Linked DNA regions of Homo sapiens: region 2 is linked to region 1. Evidence: chromatin loops called from intact Hi-C (ENCODE). Cell type or tissue: Calu3. All regions are shown on one strand. Links, peaks and the distances in the headings refer to the core of each region. The heading gives the core; the rest is flanking DNA.

Region 1 (8,461 bases), core at 337-8,336:
TGCCTGGCCAAAGCACCACTTCTAAGCATTGCATCTCTTTACCCAACATGCACATTTGTTGAAATCTAGCTTAGGTCAGTCCTGGATTGTAGGTCACTGTCAGAGGAGTGGCTGGCACCATGTGAGAGCACCCCAGCTTTGGGTTGGGGCAAAGGAAAGTGTGGAAGGAGAGGATCCCCCTCAGTAGGTGATGCGACGAAACAAGGACAAGTCTCCCACAGTTTCCTGGGTAGGGCCCCACATCTCCACCAGTGATGGGGCATGCATGTGGGTGGATGGGGTGTGGGGCAGGAGGGGGTGGACTGTTAGGCTTTATCAATCCTGAAGGCAAAAAATGAATGGAATCACTGCTAATGTTCAGAGTAGCATTTTAACTGAGGGTGAGAGAGAATGCGGAAGCACTGCATATTTATCCCCACAGTAAAATGCGCTCACTGCGGCAGCGGATTGCTTTCCCCACGACAGTATTATCATTTTGACTACATTCCCTTGGGCTTGGATGCTAATGTCAGCTGGCCATTATTTCTCAGTACCATTTTGACATTTTATCCAGAAATTAATGGAATTTTTCTTGAGATGTCTGCCCTCTAACCTTGAAGAGATTCTGGTGATAAGAGAAGGAAAGCAGTTTAACTGACAAATAGCAATTTAGCAAAACTCAGGGGAGGTGGCTAACAGACAAGTTAGGAACAGACGAGAACAGACTAGAAGGAAACCCCTCAAATGTAGGGGCTTGGCAGGGTGGCAACAAGAAAAATTTTAGGCTTAAATAGAGCACACACACACACCCACCTACACACACACATCTCCTGCTCCACACACACACCTAATGGGAAGGGCCAGGAAAACGCAGTCAGTGGGCACTCCAGGAATGAGGGCAAATTTCCAAGAAGAAATGACTATTCCAGGAATCCCACAGAAGTATTCACTGTGTCATCTTAAAAATGAGTTTATTTTAAAGGAAGTTTATCTGTCAAGTCTGTTTAAATGCCCAGGACTAGAGGAGCTAACTCTTTAAACATCCAGAACGAATTAGTTATTTTCGCTTTTCCCTCCCCTACTAAAAGCTTCTCTTACGTTGCTCTAAAGCAGATGACACAGATGTGGTTCGCATTCCTTCCAATCCCAGTGGAGAAACTGAGGGCTCAAGAGAGGAGCAAGGTGAACATGACCCCCTCTATATTTGTCAGGGGAGGAAGTTTCAGCCCATGGAGGAAAGAGGAGAAGGGCTGTCTTAGTTTAATGGGCTTACTAGTTCCCAAGAAATAAAATCAATGCTGTGCAGAGATGGAAACAGAAACTGTCATGCAGGCCAGGTTCAGGGCAGACTGGCTGGGAAAGATAACTCATCATCTATCCAGACGTTCTTGGTCTCAGGAGAGAGTGGTTAAGGGAACACGGCTCTGCACGCCACCCCTGCCTCCAAATCCCAGTAGAGGGCAAGCCCCAGGCCTAGTCCACTCTGGGGAACCTGCAGTCACCAGGCAGGGAAGAAGTATGTCGCGCCTTTGCAGACACCACAGACCTCATTTTACAAAGAATGGGATTAGACTGTGAGGTCTTTTGTAGGGGAGGAACATGGGAAGGGTCGGCACATTTAAATGATATACCCCGCCCCACCCCCTCCACCTCGAAGCCTGGGAGCTCCATAGATGACAAATCAGAGTCCTAGGCTGGGAGGCCTCATTCCTCTGGAGGACCCTGGGATCGTAAGGCCCAGTGCCGTTCCCTAAACAGCCTCAGTTTTGAGCCTTCATCTTCCTCGTGGAGTAAAGAACTGGCTAGGGTTTACTGGAAGTTAATGTGTATGTCTGTGCTTCTAAGAAAGGTGTTCCGAAGCGGGAGAGAGGGACGGACTCTTACCCACCGGGCATTCTGTGGATACAGGAGAGCCCAGCAGTGCCTCTCTATGGGCTGAAAGGCAGCAAGGAGACCAACTAGAAAGACAGTGAGTCTGTCTCCCCCACCCAGCACTCCTGCCCTGGCCGTGGGGTGACATAGCAAAAAGACCTCACATTAAGGGGACTTCTCACAGGAGGGCTGCTGGGGTCTCCTGCCTGCTGCCTTCAAACAGTGCCAGCCTGTGCCTGTGCGGAGCTACAGCCCAGAACAAAACCAGGAGCGCATCCTGAATGCGGCCAATAAACTATTAGCAGAAAAAGAACAAGGAGCAAACGTGTGAACCTTGATATGCTAGGAAGAGGCCATATTGTATTAGCTTTCCAGTAGCAGTCCCAAAGGCAGGAAAAACTGAAGGATGTATATTTAGATCTCTTGAAATCGGGCTACTTCTACTAGGTATTCTATAGCCAAGCAAACTGTAGGTGTACCTAGCAATATTCTTATTGTCATCAGGATTAACTTGTGATTCAAGATTTTATTTTATTATTATTATTATTATTTTATTTTTTAATTTATTTTTTTGAGACGGAGTCTCACTCTGTCGCCCAGGCTGGAGTGCAGTGGTGCAATCTCGGCTCACTGCAAGCTCCGCCTCCTGGGTTCATGCCATTCTCCTGCCTCAGTCTCCCAAGTAGCTGGGACTACAGGCGCCCGCCACCACGCCCAGCTAATTTTTTGTATTTTTAGTAGAGACGGGGTTTCATCGTATTAGCCAGGATGGTCTCGATCTCCTGACCTCGTGATCCACCCACCTCAGCCTCCCAAAGTGCTGGGATTACAGGCGTGAACCACCACACCTGGCCCCAACTTAAGATTTTAATTGACTCTCTGGAGCAGGCAGGTGTCTTTGATTTGATGGGGCTGTTTAAGTCTGCGTCACTATTGTGCTGCCAGTCGCCCACCCTGGGGAGTGGAACTTGCCTGCAGTAGCACCGTTCTGGTGTTGAAGACAGGAAGCAGGGTGAGGGAACCCTGTGGGTGGAGGGGATTTCCCAGACAAGGATCAGAAAGACAAAGCCCATGATGTCACTGGAATCGATTGTGCTGCTGAGTGGAAGATTTCTATAAACTATAGGTTTGCTCCAACTCTGTGCCTGCCCCCCAACCCCAACACCTAATTACCTGCTTTATCCAGGAGTTTGCACAACATCCACGCAGTCACTGAAGTCAGCTCACTGGGCTTGGCTATCACAGTGTTCCCTGCAGCCATCGCTGGAGCTATCTTCCAGGTCAGCAAGTAGAGTGGCAAATTCCAGGGGCTGATCAGACCAGCTAAGGGATGAGAGCAGAAGCACTGCCTGTGACGGCATACCCCTCTGAGGTGGACTGGCCAAGTGGGGTTATTAACGCAAAACTCCTTCATGCTGCAGAAAACTTAGCTTACTCTTCTAACTTCTTCCCAAGCTTTGCTTATTTGTAGCCACTTTCAGGGAAATAATTCTAAAATATATTCCAAGCAACTGTATCTTTTAAAACAGAGTAAAGTCAATATGATTTCCCCATTTCTTGGCAGTTCATGATTATGAACAACAGCAATATAAACTCCAGAGCTAAAGAGTTGTCACCTATCATATACCCAAAGAAATATAAATCATTCTATTATAAAGATACATGCACGCGTATGTTCATTGCAGCACTTTGCTATTCACAATAGCAATAGCAAAGACATGGAATCAACTCAAATGCTCATCAATAATGGATTGGATAAGAATATGTGGTACATATACACAATGGAATACAATGCAGCCATAAAAAGGAACGAGATCATGTCCTTTGCAGGCACATGGATGAAGGTGGAAGCCATTATCCTTAGCAAAGTAACACAGAAACAGAAAACCAAACACCTGCATGTTCTCACTTATAAGTGGGAGCTGAACAATGAGAACACATGGACACAGGGAAAGGAACAACACACAGCAGGCCCTGTCAGGGGAGAGTCGGGGGGAAGAGCATTAGGATAAAGAGCAAATGCATGCTGGGCTTAATAGCTAGGTGATGGGTTGATAGGTGCAGCAAACCACCATGGCACACGTTTACCTATGTAACAAACCTGCACGTCCTGCACGTGTACCCTGGAACTTCAAAAAAAAATAAAAAATAAAAAAACAGTTGTCACCTGTCACTAAACAGTTCCAGAATGTGACGCATTTTGAGATTTATAGACTGAGCTTTACTTTTTCAAAAATGTCTCCTTCCCCATTATTTTAACGGTCTGGCTGTTATTTCTTCTAACATGTTTCTTTACCTTTACTTCAAATCTGTCATGGGTTGAGACATAAAATCTCAAGCTTTATATAATTATTCATAAAATAGGGGCCAATGAGTTCTGAGTGTTCCATGTGAGGGCCCTCCTATCAGTAAAGCCAATAACCTTTGGTGCATGGACTGTGACATCCATTTTGGCTATTTAGAATATTTTTAAATAAAAATTCTCTCTAGATTGTCACTTGTATCCTGACCAGATAGATTTGCTGGATGAGTAACGTAACCAGCAGCTAGAATGTGTCTCCATGCAATATTCTGAACCTATCCAGGTTTCCAATCACAAAACAAACAAATATAAAAATCTACCTTCTGAAAGGAAATTGATTCACCTTATTTTATACTCTTCCCTCAAGCCTGTGCTATGAAAGTAAATGCATCTTTTATATTATTAAATTTCCCACTGAAAAATCCATTCTTTAGGGGATAAAAATATTTTTGCAGCAAAATATATTAGCACACTTCCTAGGAGGAGGTAGAGCTTTCCACAATGCCTTGAAAACATAATTTCTGAAGGTTTCAAGTAACCAAAGCAATGAGATGTCCCAATTGTTTTCCTTTTAGCTTATATTCATAAAATGTAATAAGCTAAAAAGATGATTTTTTTCTCCGAGGAAACAGTGACATCTGGTGGAAGGTTTTAGTCATCACAGACATTTATTTATACGTTCTTCCAAAGGTCAAGAGGCAAAGGAATGCATGAAGTAAGATAATTCTCAGTAGAGGCTTATTTATCACACACCTGGCACCATACTACATGCCCTACACTTATTAATTTATTTAATGTACATAAATAGTTCTTTCTTTTTTTTTTCTTTTGAGACAGAGTCTCGATCTATCACCCAGGCTGGAGTGCAGTGGCACCATCTCAGCTCACTGCAACCTCCGACTCCCAGGTTCAAGTGATTCTCCTGCCTCAGCCTCCCAAGTAGCTGGGACTACAGATGCATGCCACCACGCCCGGCTGGGTTTTTTTGTTTTGTTTTGTTTTGTTTTTTTGAGACCGAGTCTCACTCTTGTCGCCCAGGCTGGAGTGCAATGGCACAATCTCAGCTCACTGCAACCTCGGCCTCCTGGGTTCAAGCAATTCTCCCTGCCTCAGCCTCCCAAGTAGCTGGGATTACAAGTGCCCGCCACCACATCCAGCTAACTTTTTGTATTTTTAGTAGAGATGGGGTTTCGCCATGTTGGCCAGGCTGGTCTCGAACTCCTGACCTCAGGCGATCCGCCAATCTTGGCCTCCCAAAGTGCTGGTATTACAGGCATGAGCCACCGCGCCCGGTGAATTTTTGTATTTTTAGTAGAGACGGGGTTTCACCATGGTGGCCAGGCTGATCGAATTCCTGACCTCAGATGATCCTTCTGCCTCAGCCTCTCAAAGTGCTGGGATTACAGGCGTGAGCCACTGCGCCCAGCCTGATTTTTCCTTTTTTAAATATAAGTAGAAAAAAAAATCCTGGCATGTGAATTTACATATTTACTCTTAGCATCATTCTTTTCCCTATGATTTTCCAGATAAGTCATGAACATGAGGCCTGGCGTGGTGGCTCACGCCTGTAATCCCAGCACTTGGGGAGGCCGAGGCGGGAGGATAACTTGAGGTCAGGAGTTTGAGATCAGCCTGGCCAACATGGGTGAAACCCTGTTTCTACTAAAAACACAAAAATTAGCCGGTGTGGTAGCTCGCACCTGTGGTCCCAGGTACTCAGGAGGCTGAGACTAGAGAATCACTAGAATCCGGGAAGCAGAGGTTGCAGTGAGCCGAGATCATGCCACTGCACTCCAGCCTGGGCGACAGAGCAAGACGCTGTCTAAAAAGAAAAGCAGGGAATTTGACACAAAGAAAATAAACTAGAAATAGATCTTTGAGGCCAATGGATTTTAGAAAAGAAAAATATCAGCTCTTCCTTTTCTTTAACCTGTTCCTTGAGGACAATGCCATAGAATGTTGTGAGCATCTGCAAGCATAACCGGGAGGTGGGCTCTCACTGAACAGCACTCACCGACTCCCACCGGGGCCCGCACCGTGTAGTGCATGCAGCCCAGGTGGTCCATCTGCGTGCACTCTGACGTGTGGTGCAGGCTGGAGGAAGCGAAGAACCTGAAGTTCTGCACAGACCGGGGAATGTCCATGGTTCTTGCCAGTGCTAAGGTTTTCCCTGTAAGAAGCAAACAACATAAAGCACTATCAGCTAATGGGGACACTCTATCCATCAGCTTCCACTGCCCACGCGTCCCAACTCACACTGAAACAGCCTGGATTCCTTCTAGCCCGGGGCAGGCATTCCTTGACCTCACAAAGACTTGATCATGGTTTGATAAAACCATACAATATTTAGGTATAAGGTTGGAAACTGAGGTGGGGGGTTAAAATTGAGTCAATAATCTTTGTTCTGTGAACTGAACACATCATTCTCATCACCAGTTTGCCAGATGCTACCACTTCACCCACACAAACTCTTGCAATTCAAAATCACCAGGCTTTGTACCTGCGACAAAGGCATTGAAATACGGGTGTTAGGACAGTTGTAATTGCACAGCACAAAACGAAACACTTTTATACACATGTAATGTGTATTTCATGACCTCCCCACACATGGTAGAGTCATCAGAAGAGCGGCTGGGAATGCCCTGGCACGGGATGCTGTGTGGCACCTGCTTGCCCATCACATGCCCTGCACGTCCTAGCTCCTGGATGGAACAGAAAGAGAAACAGAAGCTTACCTAGACTGCTACTGAGTTCTCTTTAGCGATGCAGGGAGCCTGGCCAGGAACACCAGCAGAGAACTATTTTCTTTTTAAGGGCTTGGACTCAGGCTGCTTTCTGATTTTTGATTGGTTTATGGCACACATGTAATTTTTAAAACTCTTGGCTTATCTTAACAGATATTCTTGCAAAAATTTACAAATATTTACTCCATTACTCTGACCTCTGGGAAAGAGTGGGAAAAAAAAATGAGATGTGTCGGGAGTGGAATGGTGACTGACATATCAGAAAACATCCTAAATAATCTGACTGCATAACTGCTTTTCAAATTATCTTTGCTTTGAAATTCTCTGCTTAGAATGAGTAGGAGACTGCATGATCAGCCCTAGTTCTTCATCTCTCCCTATATCCATGCCCTTTGCTGTATATATTTGCACTTCCTTTCATCCAATGAACAGAGTATATTTCTTTGCCCCTCAGCTTTTGGATCCAGCCATGTGACTTTCTCTGGCCATCTGAATGAGACAGGGCTGGGCCAGCCACAAGTCCTGGCCTTCCCAGGCCTGGAGCAGGGGAGGGTTTGCTCTCCACTTCTACTATTGCCAGAGGAGCAGGCACATGGGCTGGCCTGATGGCCCCAAGAGGGATAACATGAATAATCAGAGATGCCCTGAGTCCCATGTTACAGTTAAGAGGCAACTCTCACCTTGGTCTTTAGACTCGGCCTGGGCAAACTCCTCCAGGGACTGCTCCAGCAAATCCGCCACCTGGTTCAGGACCCGTGAGCGCTCCTGGGGGCTGCGGGATGACCAGCTGGGAAAGGCTTCTCTGGCGGCCTTGACCGCGGCTTCGATCTTTGAGGAGCAAATGGGAGAAAGGGTCACCTTAAAGCTGTTAGTCCTTGGGGGATGGACAAAACCAGAATCCTCAGGTCTCCACACACCTCATTTTTGTTTTGTTTTGTTTTGTTTTTTAGATGGATTCTCACTCTGTAGCCCAGCCTGGAGGGCAGTGGCGCAATTTTGGCTCACTGCAACCTCTGCCTCCGGGGTTCAAGTGATTCTCCCACCTCAGCCTCCTGAGCAGCTGGGATTACAGGCATGTGCCACCATGCCCAGCTAATTTTTGTATTTTTTAGTAGAAAGGGGGTTTCACCATGCTGACCAGGCCGGTCTTGAGTTCCTGAATACAAGTGAACCACTCGCCTCGGCCTCCCAAAGTGCTGGGATTACAGGTGTGAGCCACTGCACCTGGCCCACCCTAATTTTGAATATTCAACATGTCCCAGTGCTGAGCCACCCACAAAGTAGATGACACAGGTGTTTACATGACCAGCAAAGGAGGGGTACCATAGAAACAAAGAAACGCGCTCCATTTCAACCAATGCATCCTGAATGTAGTAATCAGATCATTAGAAAGAAGCTATTTGAATTTTAACATATGTACATTTTCAATCACTTCAGAAACTAGAATTTTTAAAAATATTGTGGGCCAGGAGTGGTGGCTCATGCCTGTAATCTTAGCACTTAGGGAGGCTGGGTTGGGAGGATCGCTTGAGCCCAGGAGTTTGAGACCAGCCTGGTCAACATA
Region 2 (8,461 bases), core at 120-8,119, 820 kb before region 1:
ATACTTTTCTTTATAACAAGGACATAAAACTATATTTAGGAAAAGTATCTTTTGGAAAATTATTAATGATATAAGTTTAAAAAGTGAAAGGTTTGGCTCACATTTAAGCAGACTGTTGAACCAATTAGAACAACTACATTCCTTGAGCATTTCAGTTCATGTTTCTGCAGACTGAGTAAATGAGTCCATTGCATTTGTGGCATGGGTGTTGTCTTAGCCACTCAAGCTACTATAACAAAATGCCATCAGCTGAATGACTTATAAACAACAGATGTTTCTTTCTCAGTTCTGGTGACTGGAAGTTCAAGATCAGAGTGCCAGCAGATGCAGGTTCTAGTGAGGATCTTCTTCCTGGTTGCAGACACTGACTTCCTGTATCATCAAATTATGGAAAGAAAAAAGGTAGGTCATTGGCCTTTCCTTATAAGGTCACTAATCCCCTTCATGAGGGCTCCACCCTTGTGACCTAATTACCTCCCAAAGTCCCACCTCCAAGTACCATCACACTGGAGATTAGATTTCAACATGTGAATTTTGAGGGGAAAAAATATTCAATCTATAACAGGGATCAAAATTCTGTTCTGAACCTCTCTTCCATGTGAGATTGGAACTAGATACAAGTGCTTGTTATTTGTCAAATATTTGTGATATCTTCAACTCATTTCATATTTAGAAGGACAATTTTTCAACAGGTGGAAATGAAATATTTAAAAGTGTGATTTCATAACATCCTAAGTTAAACACAAAGAAATGACTGAGATTGCCAGAGAGCAGGAGCAAATGTTGGTTGTGGGCACACATACTCATTTGTCCATTTTACAGAAACATGTATTGTTATCTTCGTGTGGATGTCACAAAGTAGAAGTCTGATAGAATATCTTTTGCCAAGTTGACTTTTGATCCTGACTACTTTGGAGTCAGTTATGTCCAGGTCCTTATCATCACAGCTGTTCATAATTACAGCATCCCAATTAGTCTCTCTTCTCCAGTCTATCCCCAAACTAATCCATCCTATAGATTGCCAGAAGGCTAATTGTCCTAGAACAGCGTCATGTGCCATATTGCATTGTTTTGGTCAATGACGGACCTCATATGCAACAGTGGTTCCCTAAGATTATAATGGAGCTGAACAATTCCTATTACCTAGTGACATTGTAGCACAACACATTACTCACATGTTTGTGGTTATGCTGGTATAAACACGCCTACTGAGGCCCGGCGCGGTGGCTCACGCCTGTAATCCCAGCACTTTGGGAGGCCAAGGCGGGCAGATCGAGACCATCCTGGCTAACACAGTGAAACCCCGTCTCCACTAAAAATACAAAAAATTAGCCAGGCGTGGTGGCAGGCGCCTGTGGTCCCAGCTACCCGGGAGGCTGAGGCAGGAGAATGGCTTGAACCCGGGAGGCGGAGCTGGCAGTGGGTGGAGATCGTGCCACTGCACTCCAGCCCGGGCGGCAGAGTGAGACTCCATCTCAAAAAAACAAACAAACAAACAAACAAAAAAACCACACCTACTGAGCTGTCAGTCATATAGAATATAGTACCAACAATTATGTACATTCAGTACATAATGATTGATAAGGATAACAAATGACTATGTTACTGGTTTATGTATTCATTATACTATACTTTTTATTGTTATTTTAGAATGTACTCTTACTTTAAAAAAAGTTAACTATAAAACAGCTTCAGGCAAGTCCTTTAGGAGGTATTATAGAAGAAGGCACTGGTATAAGAAATGGCAGCTCCAGGCCAGGCGCAGTGGCTCACGCCTGTAATCCCAGCAGTTTGGGAGGCCGAGGTGGGTGGATCACCTGAGGTCAGGAGTTTGAGACCAGCCTGGCCAACATGGTGAAACCCTGCCTCTATTAAAAATATAAAAATTTAGCTGGGTGTGATGACACACGCCTGTAATCCCAGCTACTTGGGAGGCTGAGGCAGGAGAATTGCTTGAACCCGGGAGGTGGAGGTTGCAGTGAGCCAAGATCATGCCATTGTAGTCCGGCCTGGGCAGCAGAGCAAGACTCTGTCTCAAAAAAAAAAAAAAGAAAAGAAAAGGTAGCTCCATGCATGTTATTGCTCCTGAAGACCTTCCAGTGGGACAAGATGTGGAGATGAAAGACAGTGACATCAATGATCCTGACCCTGTCTAGGCCTAGGCTATTGTGTGTGTTCATGTCTTAATGCTTAATAAAATGTTTAAAGAGTAAAAAATAAAAATAAAACAATTTCAAAATAGAAAAAGCTTATAGAATAAAAATACAAAGAAAGAAACTATTTTTATACTACTATACAATGCGTTTGTGTTTTATGCTGCGTTACCTACAAAAAAGTCTAAAACTTTTATGAAATAAAAATGAGTAAGCTAATGTTAACTTATTACTGAAGAAATAATAATAATAATAAATAATTGAAGAAAGAAAAATATATTCTGGCCAGGTGCAGTGGCTCATATCTGTAATCCCAGCACTTTGGGAGGCCAAGGCAGGCGGATCACCTCAGGTCAGGAGTTTGAGACCAGCCTGGCCAACACAGTGAAACCCCATTTCTACTAAAAATACAGAAATTGGCCAGGTGCGGTGACTCACGCCTGTAATCCCAGCACTTTGGGAGGCCAAGGTGGGTGGCTCACAAGGTCAGGAGTTCGAGACTAGCCTGGCCAACATAGTGAAACCCCATCTCTACCAAAAATACAAAAACATTAGCTGGGCTTGGTGGCGAGCGCCTGTAATCCCAGCTACTCGGGAGGCTGAGGCAGGAGAATTGCTTGAACCTGGGAGGCGGAGGTTGCAGTGAGCTGAGATTGTGCCATTGTACTCCAGCCCGGATGACAGTGCAAGACTCCATCTCAAAATAAATAAATAAATAAATAAATAAATAATAAGAATACAAAAATTAGCCGGGTGTGGTGGTGCACCTCTGTAATCCCAGCTACTCGGGAGCCTGAGGCACAAGAATCGCTTGAACCCAGGAGGTGGAGTTTGCAGTAAGCTGATATAGGGCCACTGCACTCCAGCCTGGTGGGCAACAGAACAAGACTGTGTCTCAAAAAAAAAAAAAAAAAAAAAAAGAAGAAAAATATATTTTTATAAATGTAGTATAGCCTAAGTGTACAGTGTTTATAATGTCTACATTAGTGCATGGTAATGTCATTCCTAGGCTTTCACCTTCACTCACCACTCACTCACTGATTCACCCAGAGCAACTTCCAGTCCTGCCAGCTCCATTCGTGTAAGGGCCCTATATAGTGTACCATCATTTTTATCTTTTCTTCTGTATTTTTGCTGTACTTTTTCTATGTTTAGATATGTGTAGACACACAGATACTTACCATTGTGTTACAATTGCCTACAGTATTCAGTATAGTAACATGCTGTACAGGTTTGTAGCCTAGGAGGAATAGGCTATACCATATAATCCAGGTGTGTAACAGGCCATACCATCAGTCTGTATAAGTGCACTCTATAATGTTCAAACAACTATGAAATCACCTAATGACACATTTCTCAAAACATGTTCCTTTGGTTAAGCGAGACATGACTGTACTAGTTCTATCATCAGTTCCCTGCTCAAAAACATTCAGAGCTCCCCCTGGTCATTAAAAGAAATTCTGGAATCACACCTTTGAATGACTTTCCAGGTGTTACCTTAGTTGCTATATCCTGTCTCTCCCTAAACTCTTATGGCTCTACTATTGATAGTTTTTATTTTAACATTTGGTCATATACCAGCTTTGTATTGCTACTTAATTTATTCTTGGTTGTAGATCTAATTTTTTTTATGATGGAGTTTCACTCTTGTTGTCCAGGCTGGAGTGCAGTGGCATGATCTCAGATTACTGCAACCTCCACTTTCCAGTTTCAAGTGATTCTCCTGCCTCAGCCTCCCGAGCAGCTGGGATTACAGGAGCCTGCCACCATGCCTGGCTAATATTTGTATTTTTAGTAGAAATGGGGTTTCACCATGTTGGCCAGGCTGGTCTCGAACTCCTGACCTCGTGATCCACCCACCTTAGCCTCCCAAAGTGCTGGGATTACAGGTGTTAGCCACTGTACCCAGCCGACAGATCTAATTTTTTTAACAGAATTGAAAGATCCATGGTGATAATGTCCACTTTTTTTCTTCTTAAGCACAGGTGGCTTATACCTGAGCTGAAAGACTAAATTCCTTGAGCATGGGAATTAATCACTTTGTCCACAGAATCTAGGAAAGCATTTGATACCAAATTCCTGCTCAATAAAGTATTGAATTGAATGAATTAGGACAGGTGCTTGGTACGTGAGTTGAATAATTCACCTTTCTTCCAGCAGATGTCGCTAACTTTCAGGCTTAAATTTAAGGCTTTAATAAATAAGGCATTACATTTAAAACTTAGCTTAACTATTAAACTGATATTTATATTTTCAAACTGTAAATTTCTTCCTTGTGTTATTGTAAACTTCTGGAATTCCTTTTGCTATGCTTTTAGGAGTACTTCTTTGGCCAGTCTCCAATGGGTTCATTTCCTTCTGATTTTTTTTCCAAGCAGTGTTTTGCTTGCTGTACTCACAGATGATGAAGGTGGTTGTAATAGCAATGGCTGACAACGTGCTGGATGCAGGGCTAAGCGCTTCATGTGCATTATCTCACTTGAGATTCCTATAGCACCCCTGTGAGGTAGGAACTGTTATCACCCCTATTTTACTGTTGAGCAAACCGGGGAACATGAAGTAACTTAGTCAAAAGTCTCACAGCTTCAAGGTGACAGAATCAGAATTCAAACTTCAGAATTTTAACAATTTCAGCATGTTGTCATTAAGCTTTTTTCTGTTTCATTACACAGTTTTTGTAAACATCATTTTGCTAAACTTTTAACCTGGGTGCCAACGTTTGCTTATCACTAATAATATGTTTTGCAAATTAATAATAAAGTGAATTTTTTTAACATGTTCACTTTCTTCAGTGAAAATCTCAAAGAGTGGGCTTGTGCCCTTCACGTTTTCTGATTAGCATCTCTCATGCGTATTAGATTGGTACATTCTTTTTAACTAGAAAAATGGATGTTTGAACTTAAAAAATTTAAAACCCAAGCTTCTCTCTCACATCTAAACTGTATTCAAAATGCTTGATGAAGTTTTTTTCATCAAAGGCATATCTTTAAAAAGAACTCCTGCAAAACAGCGAGCACAACCCAGCACAGAGAAGTGCTCTGTAAGTGCTACCTATTAAAATTATTACTATCTTCATCTATATGGAAGCAAACAAAAAGATCAGAAAGAAAGCTATCAAGAAGATAAAAGAGATTGTTTAGGGCTATGGTGAACATTTATTATTTTTATCTGACCGACTTTTTTTTTTTTCTTGTACAGATGGGGTCTTGGTATGTTTGCCAAGGCTGGTCTTGAACTCCTGGCCTCAACTGAGCCTCCTGTCTTGGCCTCCTAAAGTTCTGAGATTACAGGCATGTTCCATTGTGCCCAGCCCCACTCAGTGTTTTTTCCTATCTGACTTTGGGAACAGTATTGTTCCTTATTTTGAGGACTTCTCCCATACACTGATTCTATGAGCTTTGGGGCAGCTGCCAATCATGGAATTGTGCTGTCCTGGCCACCCAGGTGGACATGTGATCCAGCCAGGCCAGGCTCAGCACTTCCTCAAGATTAATTGATCTGATATTCGGAGGAAAAAGTCCTTCCTCTCCTTTAAGGAAAATTAAGCAAAAGGAAACTAAATAAATTTTCTAAAAGCAGATATTTGCCAATCCGTGTTGAAAAAAATAGATCTATATTTCACAGCATTTACAAAAATTCCAAACGAATCAAAAGACTTAACAAACCTATTAAAAGAAAACAAAAAGGAGAATATACTTAAGAGTAGACCTTCTAAAACATTATAAAAATGCTAACGCCTTAAAAAATGGTGAATAAATGCCATTTTATCAAATTTCTGAACTTTTACATAACATCATTGCAAATAAGTTTAAAAGACAACTAGAAGACTGGGAGGAAATATTTGTAACATATATAACAATCAATGTTATTTATTTATTTATTTAGAGACAGGGTCTCCCTCTGTCACCCAGGCTGCAGTGCAGCGGTGCAATTATGATTTACTGCAGCCTTGAACTCCAAGGCTCAAGTGATCCTCCTAACCTCAGCCTCTGGAGTAGCTGGGACAACAGGTGTGTGCCACCATATCTGGCTAATTTTTGTAGACATAGGGTCTTGTTATGTTGCTTAGGCTTGTCTCGAACTCCTGGACTCCCACCTTGGCCTCCCAAAGTGCTGAGATTACAGGTGTGAACGACCATGCATGGCAATGGATTAATATCAAAATCAGCAAAGAACTCATAATCCATAAATAAGAGAAAAACGAGAATAAGAATAGACAATTCACAGAAGAGGTGGTATAAATGCTGAACAAACATATAAAAGATGCTCAACCTTGCCGCTTATCAGAGTGATACCAAACATAAATTTTTATGAAAAGTTCTATGAAATGAAATAAAATACCATGCCTGTGTCACCCATAATATTAAAAAAAATTCAAAATTTGATAATATTAATTGTTAGAAAGTATACTTGTAAAGGGACTTTCTCATACACTATTGGTGGTAGTAAAAATTTCATAACATTATAGAGTGCAATTTTAAAATGTAGTACTTGGCCTGGCACGGTGGCTCATGCCTGTAATTCCAGCACTTTGGAAGGCTAAGGTGATCCACCTGAGGTCAGGAGTTCGAGACCAGTCTGGCCAACATGGTGAAACCCTGCCTCTACTAAAAATACAAAATAAAAAAAAAAATCAGCTGGGCATGGTGGCAGGTGCCTGTAATATCAGCTACCAGGGAGACTGAGGCAGGAGAATTGCTTGAACCCGGGAGGAGCCGAGATCCTGCCACTGCACTCCAGCCTGGGTGACAGAGTGCAACTGTCTCAAAACAAAACAAACAAAAACTACATATACATATAACTATAGATAAACATAATATACTACAGATGATAGAAATATAAACATAAATGTGATGCACCCTAAATGATAAATGCCAAGCTAGTAGTAACCATCTCTGATGAGAGATTAGGATTAGGGATCATCATTAAGAATAATTTTAAATTCATCTGAACTGCTTGACTTTTTATAATGAAAATATATTCATTTAGTGCTTATATACTTAAAAATAAATAATTAAAAAGAAAGTACTGAATGTGGGTTTTCATTTAGTTTCTAAAGAGACTGACTGCATTCTTGAAACTAGATCGGGTCAAATGTGGGTACAGCACGGCTCCTCCATCTGTCTTCCCTTGCTTCCCCTCTACTCCCTCTGCGTTGCTAAGGATTCTCTTGTTGACATCTGCTTATCCCAGATTCTTCACTATGACTTTCTAAACTCTCCAATCTTCTAAACCTCATCAAAGTTTACCCATTCTTTGAGCCAGTTCTTCAGGTGATTACCTAATATGATAAATTAATTCCCTATAAATTATGATAATAGTGTTGCATATTATATCTCACAGATAAATTGTTTACTTTTACCAGGAATCTTTAATACATTATTTTTTTAATTTATGTATTTATTTTGTCGAGACAGGATCTCCCTGTGTTGCCCAGCCTAGTCTTGATTGAATTTCTGGCTTTAAGTAAAGTGATCTTCCTACCTCGGCCTCCTAAAATACTGGCATTATAGGTGTGAGCCACTGTGCCAGACCTTGGTACATTGTTTTAAAGAAAAGATGAATGGTGACCATTTTAGGAAAGTCAATGTGAAATATACGTAAGAGAAGAGAGATTTTTAGAACCTCTTCATCAAATTATAGAGGGTCTACCTTCCATATTTATAAATGACCTTCATCTTATTGACTGTCAAGGTTTTTAAAACTCATTTATATGTTGTCATAAAATTTGCTAAGATATTATTATATTATCTGTGATCACTATAAATGGAAGACAGTTATTTTGCAAATTCTACATATTTCCTTAGTTTTTCAGTCTTTAAGATAGGGGGAGTTTGAGTAAGCTGTAGAATGTATATTTATTATTTCAATGTGAATAAGAATCTTCTTGAGATTCCTTCAAGAGACTTAAAGCAGTACTACTTTACAATAAATATAATTGACAGCTTTTTTCAAATGCTTCGTATGAGCCTTCTTACATTCCAAAACATCTGCATGCCCCAGTAAAAGTGCATTGGAAAGGTTCGAAATAAGCTAATAGTTTAAAGTAATTGCTGGTGAGATCATTTAATACAATTAAAACTTTAAAATTAATTGATTATTCTTATTTTAATTTAAAGCAGACACATAAATCTATTAAAAATTCACAGCTGGCCAGGCGTGGTGGCTCATGCCTGTAATCCCAGCATTTTGGGAGGCCGAAGTGAGTGGATCACCTGAGGTCAGGAGTTCAAGACCAGCCTGACCAACATGGTGAAACCCCATCTCTACTAAAAATACAAAAATTAGCTGGGTGTGGTAGTGCAGGC

Evidence for each region. Peaks named below come from ENCODE experiments on the same cell type or tissue, not always from the same donor. Only the 100,000 strongest peaks of a DNase experiment are listed, where the experiment ranks them.
Region 2: a loop joins it to region 1, with 15 times the contacts of the local background. A loop is called at or near these places in 39 of 110 quality-filtered maps.

Annotation. Positions count from the first base shown.
Region 1 is chr6:134,936,242-134,944,702 of GRCh38, forward strand. It overlaps ALDH8A1 (aldehyde dehydrogenase 8 family member A1), which reads right to left. Exons shown (of 7, transcript NM_022568.4): 2 at 7,578-7,725; 3 at 6,168-6,323; 4 at 3,025-3,174. Among named protein-coding and RNA genes, the nearest start is that of ALDH8A1, 9.6 kb to the right of the region's middle. In Calu3, for the core only: CTCF peaks have their summits at 4,824 (motif pointing left) and 5,024; no DNase peak of the experiment used is centred there.
Region 2 is chr6:134,119,465-134,127,925 of GRCh38, forward strand. LOC124901404 (a long non-coding RNA gene) reads left to right here. Exons shown (of 3, transcript XR_007059774.1): 3 at 287-1,969. Among named protein-coding and RNA genes, the nearest start is that of SLC2A12, 71 kb to the left of the region's middle. In Calu3, for the core only: a CTCF peak has its summit at 4,329 (motif pointing right); a DNase peak (open chromatin) is centred at 4,317.